Linked DNA regions of Mus musculus: region 1 is linked to region 2. The links are chromatin loops, found by intact Hi-C in ENCODE. Cell type or tissue: left cerebral cortex. All regions are shown on one strand.

The links. A loop is a pair of places that touch in the nucleus more often than their neighbours do. Peaks named below come from ENCODE experiments on the same cell type or tissue, not always from the same donor. Only the 100,000 strongest peaks of a DNase experiment are listed, where the experiment ranks them.
Region 1: it touches region 2 in a loop (2.4-fold over the local background); 16 of 42 quality-filtered maps call a loop at or near these places.

What each region holds. Positions count from the first base shown.
Region 1 is chr11:74,645,578-74,653,577 of GRCm38, reverse strand. Cluh (clustered mitochondria (cluA/CLU1) homolog) reads right to left here and starts at 4,074. Exons shown (of 26, transcript NM_001081158.3): 1 at 3,884-4,074. The coding sequence starts at 3,983. In left cerebral cortex, no CTCF peak of the experiment used is centred here; DNase peaks (open chromatin) are centred at 625, 3,700 and 4,200; H3K4me3 peaks cover 2,324 bases; H3K27ac peaks cover 1,986 bases.
Region 2 is chr11:74,826,050-74,834,049 of GRCm38, reverse strand. Mnt (max binding protein) reads right to left here and starts at 3,126. Exons shown (of 6, transcript NM_010813.3): 1 at 2,649-3,126. The coding sequence starts at 2,721. It also overlaps a transcript of Mettl16 not described here. In left cerebral cortex, CTCF peaks have their summits at 3,114, 4,093 and 5,198; DNase peaks (open chromatin) are centred at 4,016, 5,237, 5,417, 5,771 and 5 more places; H3K4me3 peaks cover 3,944 bases; H3K27ac peaks cover 4,828 bases.

The DNA of each region.
Region 1 (8,000 bases), 180 kb after region 2:
AGGGCACATTCCCCCTGCCTCTCATTCTGTTCAAGGTCGGGCAGAAGGACAACTGAGGGCCAGGCGGCCCCACTGGCTTCAGGACCTTGGAAAGAACTACTACTAGTACTTAGGCCCACCTCCCCACATACCTCAGAAATGGAACCACTGCTAGCAAAGCCATTAGGGGAACATAGGAACCCAGCACTTGGGGTACCTGAGCCCCTGTGGACAGAAGGCATAGGGGGCAGGCTGGCAGGAGCAGAGCTCAGCAAGGGGGTCCTCTCCTCAGCTCCATCTACACCAGTGGTAGGCAGGACTGCTTCAGCCAGCTGCTGACAACAGCTGGCACAGACCCGGGCCCAGGCCATCAGATAGCCACCCCTGGTCCACCAGCTACCGACAGAGCACCCTGCTTTCCTCTTAGGTCAAAGGACTGGCTGGGGCCTCTGGCTCCTGTTGTCTCTTGCAGGTGACCTGGCAGCTGGCCTCTTCCTGAGAGTCACTGGTTCTAGTGAGAGGGGGATGGGCTCCCAATCTCCCAGAGGACAACTGCACCCAAGCCTCAGGACTTCAAGCTGCACCAAGAAGCTGGCAGACTACCTCTTCTCTTCCCAGCAGCCTGTGCGCCACCAGGAGAAAACCAAATGTCTCCCCTGGGGAAAAACAGAGCTGCCAGCAAGAGGCTGAAGGCCATCACACTGTGGAGAAGCAGCATGCCCAGCCTCGCCAGAGCGCATTCGCAGGGCCTCTGACTTGTTGCCAGGGCCCAGTGAGAATTGCTCTGGCATCCATACTAACCAGCATGGGGGTGGAAAGGGGGACAAGGCTCTCACTCCAGGGCCCTCCATTCCCAGGGACAGCTAAGCAGACCGTTGGCTTCTCTTCAGCCCTAACAGGTTCTGAGCCTCACACTATGACCTGAGGCAAGAAGGGTCAGATCCAGATAGAGCTCCATCCCTTTTAACCCCCTCTTCAAACACACCCTAATCCTGGGAGGGGAGCAGGCAGCCTGGTAACAATGCTAAAGGAGTCTCACTCAAGTTAACGTTAAGCCAGTGCTCACTTGAGGCCATCTCCCCAGAAGGACCATATTCAAATCAACTATCCCATCTCATTCAAGGAAACTAAAGCTCCACACAGCTTATAAGTGAGCTGTCCAAGGTCACAGAGGCAAAAGGCTGTGAAGCTAAGTCTAGGAAAAGGGATGTGTGTCGAAGTTCCAAACCCAACCTCTGCACGCTACTTTTAGAGTAAGGTCTATTGCCATTCTCCCCAAGAGACCAGGCTACAGCAGTGCCTTCCCCTGGAAGCCTAAGGACTCAGTCCAGGTGGTGCATGAGGCCATAGATGACCCAAGTCTCTACTCCCTTGCACTCAGATCCTAGAGGTCTTTGAAGACCTAGGTTTTAGGGAAGTGAAATAAAAAGGCAATCCTCTGCAGAATGGGACTAACTGCCTAAATGGCACTTAGTACACTGCTAACCTCCACCTACAGTCTCTAGGAGAGATCCGAGCGGAAAGACAACACACAGCCTTCCTAGGCCTAGACAGCACTCCCCTAGCCAGAGATGGTCACAGGCAGGAGTTACAAAGGGGTCTGAGTAACCACAAGTAGTCTCTGTATGCCACTCCAGTCTGACAGCATCTTCAGAGACTATGCCAGGGCCAGGCCACACCCTAGCTAAGGAATCAGCAGGTAGGGGCAGAACAGGAAGTCGAACTCCAAAAGATACACTGCCCCATCCTTGAACCCAGGGCTTCAAGACAAGAGGACAGAGGCAGAGAGACAGCTTATGGAAGATCCTGCTTGCCTCCTTCCTGTTTCCCCAGACCAGAAATAGGTCTTCAAGGTCCAAGTGTCTTCTCAGACACCACCCAAAAAGAGCTTTAAGATCCTGCTGGAGAGCTTATAAGCCCCTAAATTCTCCCCTCGTCTGCCAAGTCCCCTTCAGTTTCCACGCCCAACTCAGGGAGCCCTCCCCTGTACAGAAGGAACCTGACACACCACTGTGAACTTGAAAAACCTGCCTGTTCTCTTAACCCCTAAAAGTTACTTTATTCTTAAGGTAACTGTCCCTGGCCTGCCTCGATCGCCTCCTCAAAGGTACTGGAGAGCTCTAGAAAGAGGGGCTGTGGGTCAGGGGCTACACTTTGATACCCATGCAGAAACCTTACCATGGGATAGCAGATGGGTGGGGGAGGGCAGGGGGAGCAGGACAAACACGACACAGGCTCCATTTATGTCTTTCTTCTTTTGAACAGATCCAAGATGGCCGGATAGTCTGTTATCTATACCAGTTTTCTGGGACACAGAAGCCAAGATCCTACCAAGTAGAAAGTCCTGTGTGTCCCCAAGATGAAGAACTATGCTCTGACCCCAACCCAGCACCCCCTGACACACACACACACCCAAGAGTCCCTTAGCATATAGTTAAGGGAGCTTCATTCATCAAAAATCCTCCACTACCATTCCAGTTCCTAAATCCCCTGAATCACATACATAATAACCCAGCATGCCCACCTCAGCTTCCTCTAGGCTGGGCTGGGGTAGACTTGGCATGCTAGCCGTAAACTGGAAATCCAAATGCTTCCCTGGACAATGAAATCACTATGACCTTGGACAAGCTGCTTCATATCTCTTCAGATCTCTTTGATGGAGGGGAAACAGGCAGCTCTAACCTTCTCTTACCCAGCCTGCCCATGGATTCAGAGCCACGACATTTTTCAGCACTTCTTGTGCTTGGGTACAACTCAGGCCTTGTCTTGGGCAAGGTAAGTCCACTGTGATGGATAACAGTCTAGCAAGTGCTAGGCCCATTAGGGCCATCCTTACTCCCGTGTTAGCCTTAGTCTGCTCACCGGAGCTGGGAAGAATAAGGAGATGAGCTGAGGAAAAGAGAGATAAAGAGGGTCTGCACTCACTGGCATCCTGGGTAGAAAGGACCAGGCTGGCTCTGAGGAAAAGTGAGGAGGCCCTAGGAAGGGGTTTCCAGTTTCAAGGCTGGAGCCTGAGACTTGGTAAAAAACTAACAGAAAGGGCACAGGCTAAGTACAAGAGAAGTAGGCCCCACCCCTAGACAAGCCTCTGCCACTCCCAAAGCCACCACCACACAGCCCCCACGGGGGAGAGCTGGGCGCTCCACTCCACACTAATGACCTTTGCCTTAAAAAAACAGCAGCTCTAGTCTGACCCACTTTTCGCAATAAGGCAGGTTAATGATCAAGTTCAGGCACAAACACCTCCCCCTGACAAACAGCTAGGCTTTGCCCACACACAGGCAGGACCCCAAACCCCTGATCAAGTGGAGGCCAGTAACTAAAAGAATTGAGACCACAGCCTGATGACTTGGGGTTAAGCCCTTGTCTCTAAGAATGTACCAGAGACAACCCACCCCAATAACACACACACACACACACCCCAACTTGCGCTCTTCCCATAGTCCAAGTTTGGGCAGCTCCAAACTGAGCCTCACTCACAGTGCTGCAGCTCTGCCGCACAGGAACGTCTAGGACAAGAGAACCAGAAGGTGGCAGGGCCGCAAGTGTCACTGCCCCCAGCCCCAAGAGCTCCCCAAGCAGGGGCGCGGAGGGGGTGGGGCCGCCGATTCCATCGGTCTGCGGCGGCGGCGCACCCTGAAACCAAACCGCGTGTGCGCGCACGTGTCCCCGCGATCTTGCGCGAGTGTGTCCGCCGTGGATGCCCTTCCACGGTCCCCACGTGCGAAGTCCAGGCCGTAGCCGGGGGTGCCACTGAAGGTGACCTTCAGGGCGGGGGCGGCCCAGTGCACCGCCCACACTGACGCGGAGGGAAGACGGTTGTTCCCACCGAGTCCCGAGCCCTCCGGCCGGACTCGGCCCGGGCTCTAGCCCAGCTGTCCCTGCCCCCGGCCCACTCACTCACCAGCCGCGTTCGGCCGCCCCTTGCCGCCGGCCTGCGAGCCGTGCTCCCGGGCGCTGTCGGCCGGGGCGGCCGCCGGCAACTCGTCCGTCTTGATGACCATGGCGGGAGCAGGCGTCCGGCTCGCCTGTCCGCGCCGCACGCCGCGCCACTAACCCAAGTGCCCTGCGCGCCACGGCCGCTGCGGGAAGGACGGAGTCACCGGCCCACGTGGTGCGCGCTTTAGCCTTTGACCCCGCCGCCGCTCCCCTACCCCGCCCTCGCGCCCGGCCTGCCCACGGCAGACGACGAGGGACAAAACACCGAGCACTCCGTAGTCAGTTCACAGATTCAGTGACTCTTTCAAAGCCTTAAAGGCAACGCGTCCGGGCTCAAAGGGGAGAGGCCTCGGCCCCCTGGTGAGGCGGGGCTTCCGGGAGACGTTTCCTAGGTTCGCCGCCCGTTGGGCGGGCGCCGTGACCTTGGGTGGAGACTTGTCTAGGACTGCCTTCGCTCCCTATTCCCCCTCCCCCAATGACCCTCTGCTTCTTATTGAGCATCTGCCAAAAGACCGCGTCGTTCTAAAGCAGCTTTGTTATCACGACCCTCTGTATCCTCCTCACCGAGTGGGCTCTTTCCTACTGAAGGGAAGGGTCTAGAGTGTATTTGGATTATTGAGGAAGATCGCTTCTAGGCCTTTTGGCTAAGATCAAGTGTGGATTATTGAGGAAGGTGTGCAGGTTGCAAATATGCATAAAGTGTCAGAAACAGACTATGAAAACTTGGACTCAGCACCATGGGCTCCTCCCCTATCTGTGTAAAACACACACACACTCACTCACTTCCAGGCCACTATCTTGGTTTACAGTGAAGGACAATGAGGGCCAAAGTCACAGAACAAGTTCAGATTTAGACCAATAAATAGATCCTTACTATAGTTGTTATCTATTTTTCAGTTCTTTTGGTTGGGTGGGGAATAAGGAGTGAGGTCCATGATTGCTGGGGGAGGGGGGGTACTTTTCTTGTGTGTGCCCTACTGAGTATTAAATTCAGGACCTCTGGCATGGTAAAGGTGTCTACTGCTGAGAGACAACCCTAGTCTCAGGTGATATTGAAACCAGGTCTATCCAGACAGTTATGTTCAGGCAGAGAGGGGACAGGGTAAGCCTTCCATGCACAGGTGGAAAAGCCCTTTGTGAAACACTAAACACAGTCTTTACACTTGCTAGGATTTAATGGACCCTGGCAATCTGAGGCTGAGATGGGAGCGGTCTACATACACCCTTGTATACATTGCAAAGGAAAGTTAAATCTGCTTTCCTTTTAGAGATCTAGTGTGACCACAAGGGCCTGCAATCCCAGTTCTTGATAGGTAAAGGCTGGAGGACCTGAATTTGGAGACCAGCTTGGGCTACATAGTAACACACTGTCAGAATAGAATACATAGGAAGTTCAGTTTGCCCCTAGAGCACATGTGATGATGAGAACTGAAGCCAAAAGAAGAAGGAACCCTCCATTGAAGGGAGAGGGAGGAGAGAAATGTATGTGTCAGAAAGATCCTCTTGACTGTTATGTGAGGGCAAAGGAGAACTGAGCAGGACTAAGGAGAAGTGATTTCAGGCTATTGCACAAGGAAGTTGGAAGAATGACCAAGACCTTATTGCTGGGTGCACATAGAAATCAGGCAGCAGGAACCTGGCTCAGTGTTTCCATCCGTCATCCCAGCACTCAGAAGGCAAGGAGAGAATATAAAGGGTTTAAGGTTAGCCTGGGCTTCCTGGCTAGACCCAGTCTCAAGAAAACACACAACAAACAAACAGACAAACAAACAAACAAACAAAAGGCAGGCAAGCAAGGTGTGTGTGGACCTGACATCGAAGTGGACTGGAAGTCAGTCCCTAGGAACCCGTACCTGTCTCTTGTAGTGAACTTGAGCAAATCACTATCATCTTGCTGAATCTCAGGTGTTTTGCTGTGTGTAGATACATGTTTGTGTGTTCTTGCCTTTACTACATTTTTATTGTGTGTGTGTGTGTGTGTGTGTGTGTGTGTGTGTGTGTGTGTGTGAGTGAGTGCATGTCCTTCACCTCACCTTATTTCTTAAAGTAAGGTCTCTCTCACACTCTCACTGAACTTGGAGCTCAGCAGTTAGCTAAGCTGGCTGGCTAGCTAACAAATCTGAGGAATTCTCCAGTTTCCATCTTGGGTGCTGGAATTGTAGGGGACTATCCTTATGCCTGGCTTTGTACTTTACTAACTGAGCCCTGTGCTTTTGTTTTTACTTTTAATTATATGTATGTATATATGGCATGTACGCACATGTGTATATGAGTGAGTGAGTGAGTGAGTGAGTGAGTGAGTATGTGTGTGTGTGTGTGTGTGTGTGTGTGTGTGTGTGTGCAGTTGCTGACCTGGAAAGCTCCAAGCAATGTCCTGTGCAAGGCTGCAAGACTGTCTGAGTGTTCAGGGCACACCTTGAGTGCTTCTGGGTGGAGACTATTCTTTGGTTGCTTGTTTGAGAAAGGGGTCTTATTCTATAGTTTAGGCTGGCTTGGAATTCACGACATAAATTACAGGGATGCACCATCACAGCCAACTTTACTTAAAAATTTGCACAGATAATAAATTCACATTGTTCCAAATCCGACAAGTAAAAAGGACATAGAGTGTCAGGAATCCTGCTCAGCAGGTAGCCTGACCCCCCCCCCCGCCCCCCCCCCCCCCGCCTGCTCCTGGACTGAGCAGCTAGCAGAGTGGCAGAAGTCTGTAATCCCAGAGGCAGGGGGATCAGAAATTCAACTACATAGTGTGTTAGAGACCAGCCTGAGAACTTTTCTAAAAATAAATAAATAAGAAATAAGCACCACACAGTCAGGCATGGTGGTGAACACCTGAAACCCCAGCACTTGAGAGGTAAAGGCAAGAGAATCAAGAGGGGAAATTTTTGTCTGTCTTCTTTCGTCTGTCTCCTTCCTTCCTCTTTTTCTTTCTTTCTTTCTTTTCTTTTCTTTTTTTTTTTTTTTAAGATTTTTTTTTTTAGTATGCGAGTGCCCTGCCACTCTGTCTCTCCAGACACACCAGTAGAGGACATTGGGTCCCATTACAGATGGTTGTGAGCCACCTTATGTTTGCTGGGAATTGAACTCAGGACCTCTGGAAGAACAGTCAGTGCTCTTAACCACTGAGCCATCTCGCCAGCTTCTCCTACCCTCCTTCCCTCCCTCCCTTGTTCATGCCCATCCAAACAGCCCAACTTACTATTTTTTTTGTTCTGGTTTGGTTTGGTTTGGGTTTTTTTGTTTTGTTTTGTTTTTTGTTTGTTTTGTTTTGTTTTGTTTTTGTTTTTGTTTTTTGAGACAGGGTTTCTCTGTGTAGCCTTGGCTGTCCTGGAACTCACTTCGTAGACCAGGCTGGCCTCAAACTCTGAGATCCTCCTGCCTCTGCCTCCCAAGTGCTGGGATTAAAGGGATGAGGTACTACCACCCCAACCAAGTTACCAATTCTTATACCTTACTAGAGATATAGCATATAAAGTATTTATGCATAAATGTGCATGTATATTTTCTTTTTTCTATATTCTATTCTCTTTCTTAATTTTAAGAGTTTGTTTTATATTATTTTATATTTTTATTTGTTTGGGATTTTCAAGACAGGGTCTCTCTGTGTAGCCTTGGCAGTCCTGGAACTAACTCTGTAGACCAAACTGACTTTGAACTCACAGAGATCGATCCACCTGCCTGTGTCTCTGGAGTGCTGGGATTAAAGGTGTACTCCACCACTACCGGGCTACTTAGAGTATTTATTTACTTATTGCTTTTTATGTGTTTGGGTATTTTGCCTGGGCTGGTCTTATAAACAGTTGTGAACCACCATAGGGGGCAAGAAACCCAGTCCTCTGCAAGACAGCCAGTGCAATCAGGCCTGGTGGCATATGCCTTTGCTCCCAGGACTAGGCAGACAGAGACATATGGATCTCTGAAGGCATCCAAAGCTACATGCCGAGACCTTGTCTCAAAACAGGGGCAGCTAGTACCCTTAACTGCTGAACCATCTTTTCCACACCCCAACTTTTTTTTATTAGATAAACATATGTCATTATCTCTACTCTGATTTTTTTTAAAAAAGATACATTTATTTATTA
Region 2 (8,000 bases):
ACACAACAGCAAGCTCCCTCCAAACCAGAAGAGAATAATTCAAGTCATCTCCACAAATGCTGGCAAAACCCAGGCTCAACCCTCCTCTGGGCACTAGCACGGCCTTGGCCTTTCCTCTCTGTCATCCTTGCTTAAATGTGCATCACACCCCCGGGTTCATCACGTGACCAAGCTGGTCCACGGCAGGCTTGACCTTGTAGGTGGGAATGGAGAGGACAAGAGAACCCTGCTCAGAGCTGGACATCTGAAGTAAGTATCTCAGAGCATGAGCAGTTCTGGTCGGCAAGTTGGTATCACCTGTGGAGGTTTTAGCCCGTGGGAACCACATCTGGTCTTGAGTTCTTGGAGTAGATTTGGCTCACCAGTCCCCACCTATCTATCCTTTAAGACCCTTTGGTCCAACACCAGCTAGCTGTGACCTGAGTGCTGAACTCTGCTTCTCCCCACCTCTCACTATTTGGGGGAAGGGCTGTGTGATTTCTTAAGGGGGCTTTTCCCAGGTTCCTCTGCAGAGGCGCATCCACCAACCCACATGCCCTTACAGGTAGGCTTAACAGAGCACAGCAGAAGGGGGGGGGGGGGCTTCACCCTTTTTCTATATGGCTTGGAAGGTGAAATAAGAGTTCCCCAGAGGCAACAGTAGGGTCAATCCTGTTCCTCTCTCCAAGACTGCCTGATTACATGGGGGGGGGGGGGTATGATTGGTATTCCTGATCTGCATTGTGTTGACGGTAGCAGCAGATGACTCTTCCTCTCAAACTCTTCAATTTTCCCCCTCCCCACATCCGCCGCTGAGAGGGGTATACTAGTCGCTCTGGTTAACCACCAGCACTTGCTTGACCCTGCTCTGGACTCAAAACACAAAGGGGAGGGACATGTGGACAGATACCCCAGCCATCCATTCTGCAAAAAACCTAAGCACTTGGGTCTTGCAAATCTCCAGTGACTCCTGACCTTGAGTGGCTACTCGGTCTGACAAGGCCTGCGAACCTGCAGCTCCTCCGCCCCTTGCGGGCTACCACTCCTCCCGCCCCACCGCGCGGAACAAGCTGCAGGCGCGCGCGCGCCTTTGTGCGCGGGCACACAACACACACACTACTACCTCCTGCATGACTCATCACTGAAGCAACAATAGGCAGAAAGAAAGGGAAGGAGGGCGAAGAACTCCACCACAACACTACCGACTGAAGGGTTCTGAGGGGGTAGGGGAACCAGGAATCCCTAGGAACTGCACACACACTGCTTCAGAACTGAGGCCCTCACAAGAGGCTGGAAAGCGGGGGTCTTTTCCCTTCGGCCCCTATTTAAGCAGCACTCGAAGGCTAGGGACCATAGCCAAAGCGGGTGGATGACAGTCTCATAAACCCTCTTTTAGCCTCTGAGGGCGCGCCAAAGTTTACCCTTCTTAGGCGAGCTTATAACAATGTGGCCGGGTTGTTGCCAGAAGGGCTTAGGGACACTGTTAGTGGGTCAGTGAGATGTTACTTATAGATGTCACCCTGAGATTCTGAGGATTCCCTCGCTACAGGATCAAAAACAGGAGGATCCAGCAAGAGCCTAGGTGAACATAGCTCCTCCTACCCAGGGCAAAGGCTCTCCCTGGGAGATGGCCAGCAACCAGAGCTGGAGGCCAACCCGACTCCAGGCCCCTCGCCAGCCCCGCCCAGACCCCGCCCCTAGGCAACCGCGAGGCGGTGAGGAGGGGCCGGGCCGCACAGTCCCCAGCGGGAGTGTCCCCCGTGCACGTGGTCGGGGGCGGGGCCTGACTACGTCAGCAGTCCGGGTAACCAACGGGCTTGGGACGCAGGCACACGCAACATTCCAGCCAAGAGCGGGTTTGAAACGCGCAGACACGCCACATTCCACACCGGCTAAAGCAGGGCAAGGCAGGGGGGCCTAGGGCTGCCCCCAGCGACCCGCGGGACACTCACATGCACCCAATCAGCGCAGCTCTCAGCCAAAGCTAGACGTGCGACCCAGCCCAGCTCTGGGAGGCGGGGTCAGGCGGGGCTGGCCAGGATCATAAGACACGCGATGTCATTTCATTCTGCAAAGGCCGCCTCCGCCCCAAGCAGCGCGTAGATCTGCCGGGAGCGCTCCCCGCACCCTCCAGCCCAGGCCAGGGAATCCGAAGAGCAGCTCGGCGTAGAGTATTCCCCACCCCCACTCAGTTACGCACACGCCCACTCGTGTGCTGTACAAACACACCCGTGTACAGGTCCGTTCATCCGCTCTTCCCCGGTTCCCATCACACATCATCTTGGTGCTCACACGCAAGCACACGCGGGTCTGCCACCCCCACACATCAACATCCCTCTCCCCATCCCCCGGTTCACACATCCTCAATGGTAGCGAGGGCGCCGCCCGCCCACAACTAAGGGGCCCCCCACTGAAGGTGTACGGGGGTGCCAGTCAGCTAGGGTGGTACCCGCAGAAACTGGGTCCTTCTTTGCATGTTAATGAATTCATTAATTATTTTCAACGTTCGCATCACTCCTCCCGGACGGCAGCTCTTGCGGGGAGTTTGTGCCCGGCTTTTTAGGTCGCGCCATAGAGGGGCCTCCCTGCGATTTCCAGTGGGTTCAGGGATCGGGGTCACTGGCCTCCCCTTCTGCCCAGTGCCCCAGGGGCCCAGCCGGGCCGCTCACCACGTGCTCTCTGTTGTTGCTGCGCTTGCCATTCCAGGAAGCGGGCCGCCTCCAGTAGCGTCTCTATGCTCATCGCGGCGAGAGCAGCCGGGGGCGCGCCGGGGCCGAGGCTGCGGCCCGCGAGCCAAGCACAGGTCAGGCTGGCGGGCCGGCAGGAGGGAGGGATCACCTCCGGGGGGCGACAGGGCTGGGCGGCGCAGCGCACTCCTCAGAAAAGAACGGGGGAGCACGGGGAGAAAAATCAATGTCTCCCAAAATATTTGCAAAATAAAAATTTGCAAATTAAAAAAATTTTGATGCAAAAAATAAAAAAGGCGGCACTGCCTTCTTCCTTCCTTCTTCCTCTTCCTCCCTTCCGATGCCTCCCGCCCCGCGGCCCCCGGAGTCCCGCCGACAAGAAAGGGCTTTGCAACAAGATGGCGAGGAGGCACCGACACACACAACAAGGGAAGGAGCCGCGCTGCCCCCGGCCGCCGCCCCCGCTACTACACCGGGGCCGCAGCCAAAGCCCGGACCGGAGCCCCCGCCCGCAGGGCCGCGGCGTCTCACTGAGGGCGGGGCCGCGCCAGGGATGGCCCCGCCCACCGCGCGCGCACACGTGGCTTGGGTGGGGGTGAGAAGATGGAACCAGGCTTCCTCGCTGTTTCCGCTTTCCCTACTTGCCCCTCCTCTCCGTGGCCAGCCACAAGTTAAACGGGGTTTGCGTGCTTAGGGCATTCACGGCGGGATCTGCCTTGCTGAGAGAATGGGAAGCCCAAGGCTTCGGTTAGCTGAGACAGCGGTGACACAGGTCAGGGAGACCTATAGTCTGACCCCTAGGTCTCTTCGCCCCACGTAGACACGACCTAAATCCCGCAGCCGTCCGGTCTGTCGCAATTCCCCCCGGGATCCGCCCCTGGGCGGAGCTGACAGCAGGCTGCTAGAGTCCTGACAGAGGGACGGGAGAGCTGATCCCGTTCCGGATTTTGTCTCTGTTCCTCCCCCCGCAGTGCGTTCGCATCCTATTAGGCTACATCACCAGGCCGCCCGCCAATGGGCGGGCAGGACAACACGGCATGGAGCAGCTCCACATGGACACCCCGCGCCGCCAGCCTTCGGTTTAAAGGGACAGTGTCTACAGGGTCGTATTAGCGGGTGCGGATAGGGCCACCGGGTGACGGAAGGGTGAGACACCTACAGGGGAATTCCGCAGTCCATCCCCTGCTTTACATTACCCTCCCATTCAAAACCAGGGCTTACTTCCCTTCTCCTAAATTCTTTGTCCACCGGTTTCTGATATGGGTGGGGACTAAAAGTGTGCCACTCTAGAGGGCACCTCGTTGTTGGGCCCCGGCACCAGTAATCAAAAGGAGAAGCGTCCAAAGCCCAGGCCGAGGAGGCGTGGCCTAAATCAGGAACAACAACGTGGAGGGCGGAAGCCGCGCGCTACCCTAGCGGCCCGCTGGGCGCGGGGCGGGGTCGCTCACTGTGTTGGGTTGGAACCGCGCACTCTCCTAAGCTCGCCAGTCAGTCTTTATCTTGGCTGCAGGGCTTAGGACTGTCCCTAGGTACAGTCAGAAAGATCTTTGAAGTCAGCTTGCCCAAATCATTGCACTTTGCAGGTAAGAAAACTGAGGCCCAAGTGAAGGGACTACTCCAACTGCTCCTTGTTCATTGAGCAACTCGTAGTCTAGTCAGACCTCTCTCAACCGCCAGCTGCCTCTTACCACCTCGGGTCCTCGCAAAAGTGAAGAACTATCAAACTGCAGTTCAGGAAGGGGGCTGAGCACTTACATCTTCTTGATTAGGACAACAAAAATATCCTACATCTGGAACTCTCTTTGGTGGAAAGCCATACAATCTCCATTCGTACAGTTAGCATTGAAAAGCACTAGAATATTATGGGCACAACGAAGCCGATGCAATTACTCTCAGTGCTAGGGATAGTCAGTTACCTGTTAATGCTTCAACCTCCATGGTAGCCAATGCAAGGGAAATGGAGACATGCCAGTCGGTGCTTTCAGGATCTTGGGCTCCATCGCACAGCACCGGAAACCCAACCATAAGATCGTAGAGCGGGCCACCGTGACAATCCAACCTATCCAACATTACCTGCCTACTTCAGGAGCTGCCAGGAACACAGAACAAAAGAGGGTGGCGGGTCTCCCTTCCCCTTCAGGTTTATCCTAGAGAAAGACACCCGGCACAGCTGAATGGAGTCTTTGATCTTGATGTATTGAACTGTAGCGTGTGAACCTGAGCATGAATAACTCTTATGCAAATGTCCAGTGTCACTAAGAAGCTAAAGCAAAGGAAAATACTAGGGATATACTAGGTAACATTCATTTAACAAGCACATGCCAGACAACTGGCTAAGTATGTTTATAGGTAAGACCAGGTGATCTTTAGTGAGAAGGTAGACTCTTGAGAGCCCAGTTGTCTACAGGTTAAGCAGCCTTTTCTTAGAAGCCTACAGGGGTGCAGGCTCTGCCTTTCCATCCTGGTGTCTACTTGCTTTGGGTGTTATTGCACCTGACCTACACATACTACAGAACATGGAGATGCCAGAGGTGGCGCTACCGGCCTTTTTGTTGTTGTTTTGCATGGAAGCCAACACCATTCACTCAAACTGTCCAGCTTGTCCTGTCTCCCTCAAGTGGCCCACAGCAATCATACAAAGCCAAGTGCTTCTAATCTTGTGAAGGACCAGTTCTGTGACAAAAAAGAAATTACTTTTCTGAGCAGTATTTTGAAAGCATCTCCCTTCTCTCAGGGAGAGGAAGTGAAAGTGGAATGAAGGCACACTTGAATGCTGGCCTTTCCCTTGCCCCCAGTACCCCATCTGCTTCAGGGCTTAGCAGAGATGCTTGCTATTTAAAACAAACAGCCTTACAGGCTTCACATGATCATGTTTATTTAGGTCACATGGGGACAGCAGTCAGGAGATGTTAGGCAAAACCAAGGATTTAGAAAGGCATTTGCAAGGCCTGTTATTGCCTTTAGGAGCCTAAAAATGGCCACCAGATTTTTCTCATCAACCAAGGTTTCTGGAAGTTCAGGAGTGGACAGTGGGGAGGTGAGACACCTAGAGGGAGGCACAGAAGAGGGAAATGAATGGGAGGGCTGTTTTAGTTTCCTGTTCCAATGGGTGGAGCCAGGGCATAAGTTGGCAAGCACATTCACTCAAGGGAAAGTCTAGTTTGATGTTTCAGCAAAAGCTTCGCTGGGTTGGAGAATGATCCCAGAGCCAGCCATCTTCTAAAACGTACTCAAGTCCTGTTGTGTCTTTTCTAGCTGCTGAGGATGTCTGGGTCAGGAGGGCAACAGGATCTTCTATCACTTTTTCATGCAGATTTCCAACGCCTTCCTTCTGTCTTGTGCTATTCCTCAATGCCTACTGCTCATTCCATAGCAAGCCTTCCTCCCTTGTCTGTGCTGAGTTCCTGTCCTCGTACCATTCATCCCGACAGAGCCACACACTTACAGCTCCAGTGCTCTAGGAAATGACTTCCCTGACCACAATGGGATGTGGGAACGGGTGTGGAGCTCAATACACACATATTCACACTATTCATACTATTCTAGGAGACGCCCCATCCTTTTAGCCTTGACTTGGTATCTTGATTAGTTTTAGGTAACTTTTCACCAGTCATAATTAAAACAAGGCCAAAGGGAAAGAGCCATCTATAAATAAGGGACATTAGACAGCTATGCTCAGGGATACACTAGGTAACATTCATTTAACAAGCACATGCCAGACAACTGGCTAAGTATGTTTATAGGTAAGACCAGGTGATCTTTAGTGAGACGGTAGCATTGGCTTGTACACTCACATCAGGAAGAATTCATTTTGTTGTTCTCCATATTGGATACAGCAAGAGACAATGCAACTACTCCAGGCACTGCAGGCTATGAAATACTAAGTTTAAGTCGGGCTCCTAGATCTCAATTTCCTCCAACCAGGCATGGTGGCTCACACCTTACCACCTCAAAACCTGGGCTCACGCAGAGGGATGGCTTCCCAGCTTTTGAGGCCTGCTTGGACTACAAAATGAGACCGTTTCCAAAACACACCAAACAACATCGAAGAAATGAAGTGTGTTTGGGGCTGGGCTACCCTGAACCCAAGTCTTAAAGGCATCAGGATAATCGTAAGTTATGCTGGCAGAGGTACCCTTGTGAGGCCATCTGTCCAGTCATCAGTGAAGAAGGCTCCCCAGAGTCTATACTTCCCCTTCCCAAACTGGTACAGCTTACGTCCTCCTCCTGTCTAACCTACTTCCCTGCACTTCCTCACTGCATGTCACCGCTGGAAGAGCGTGATTACAAGGTCTAAGATCCCAAGAAAAGGTGATCTTATCAAAGGTCACCAAGCTGTCAAGTTGAAAACTGGCCTGATCCTCTTTTCTATCTGGGCTAGTCAAATCTGGGCAAGTACTATCTGTATGGGGTCCAGAGTCCCTGCAAGTCTCCCGGAAGTGAGTGGACAAGGAAAGAAAGCACACATGCGTACGCACACACCATTGCTAAAAACAGATAATCATTAACTCTGCTTAGTGTCGTTCCATATGCAGGTTTAGTCTGTGAATGGTTTGCCTTGGAAGAAGCTCTGACTGAGCCTGACCAGTGACAGAGGTGAAGGGTAGAGCTTTATCCAGGCACCCATCCTGGGTATGAGTACTGAGTAATACAGAGACGGAGCTCAGGCTCCAGGCCAGCCTGGTCTACAGAGTGAGTTTCAGGACAGCCAGGGCTACACAGAGAAACCCTGTCTTGAAAAACAAAAACAAAAACAAACAAACAAACAAACAAAAAAAAAAAAAGGAAGAGAAAGAAGGGGAGCTCAGAAACAAGAAAGGAAGAGCCTTTGCCTCGGTTTCTCTAAGCACCTTGCTGTCTTCTCTGGAGTGGAAGCTGTGGGTGCCAGGGGGTGAAAGAAGCTGATCCATTGTTAAGGCATAGGGAAGCATGAGGACTTCAGACTTGCCTTTGAAGGAAAAAGGATGTGGCTTCCGGAGTCAATTAATTCAGGTCAAGGGAGTGGGTCCTGGCAGAGCTGTGAGTAAAGAGAGGCGGAGTCACACAGTGTGACTCAAGAGGCAGCTGGATCACTCAGGGGTGGAGATGTGCTGAGATAGGGAAGGTCCTCTCAAGGCAGAGGGCTGAAACAATGTCAGTGCTCTCGAAAGGCCTACTATGGGGTTCATACCTAACAGGCAATAGAACAGCCTCCCGTGGGCAGTGCTGGCGCCACTCTTCAGGGCTTATCGGCCACAAGCTACCTTGAGGTTCCACTTCCAGGTTGGGAATGGGCAGGGGAGGGAGTCAAAGAATACAGTGTACATATCTATCCCCTGCCTGTCCTGTGCCCGT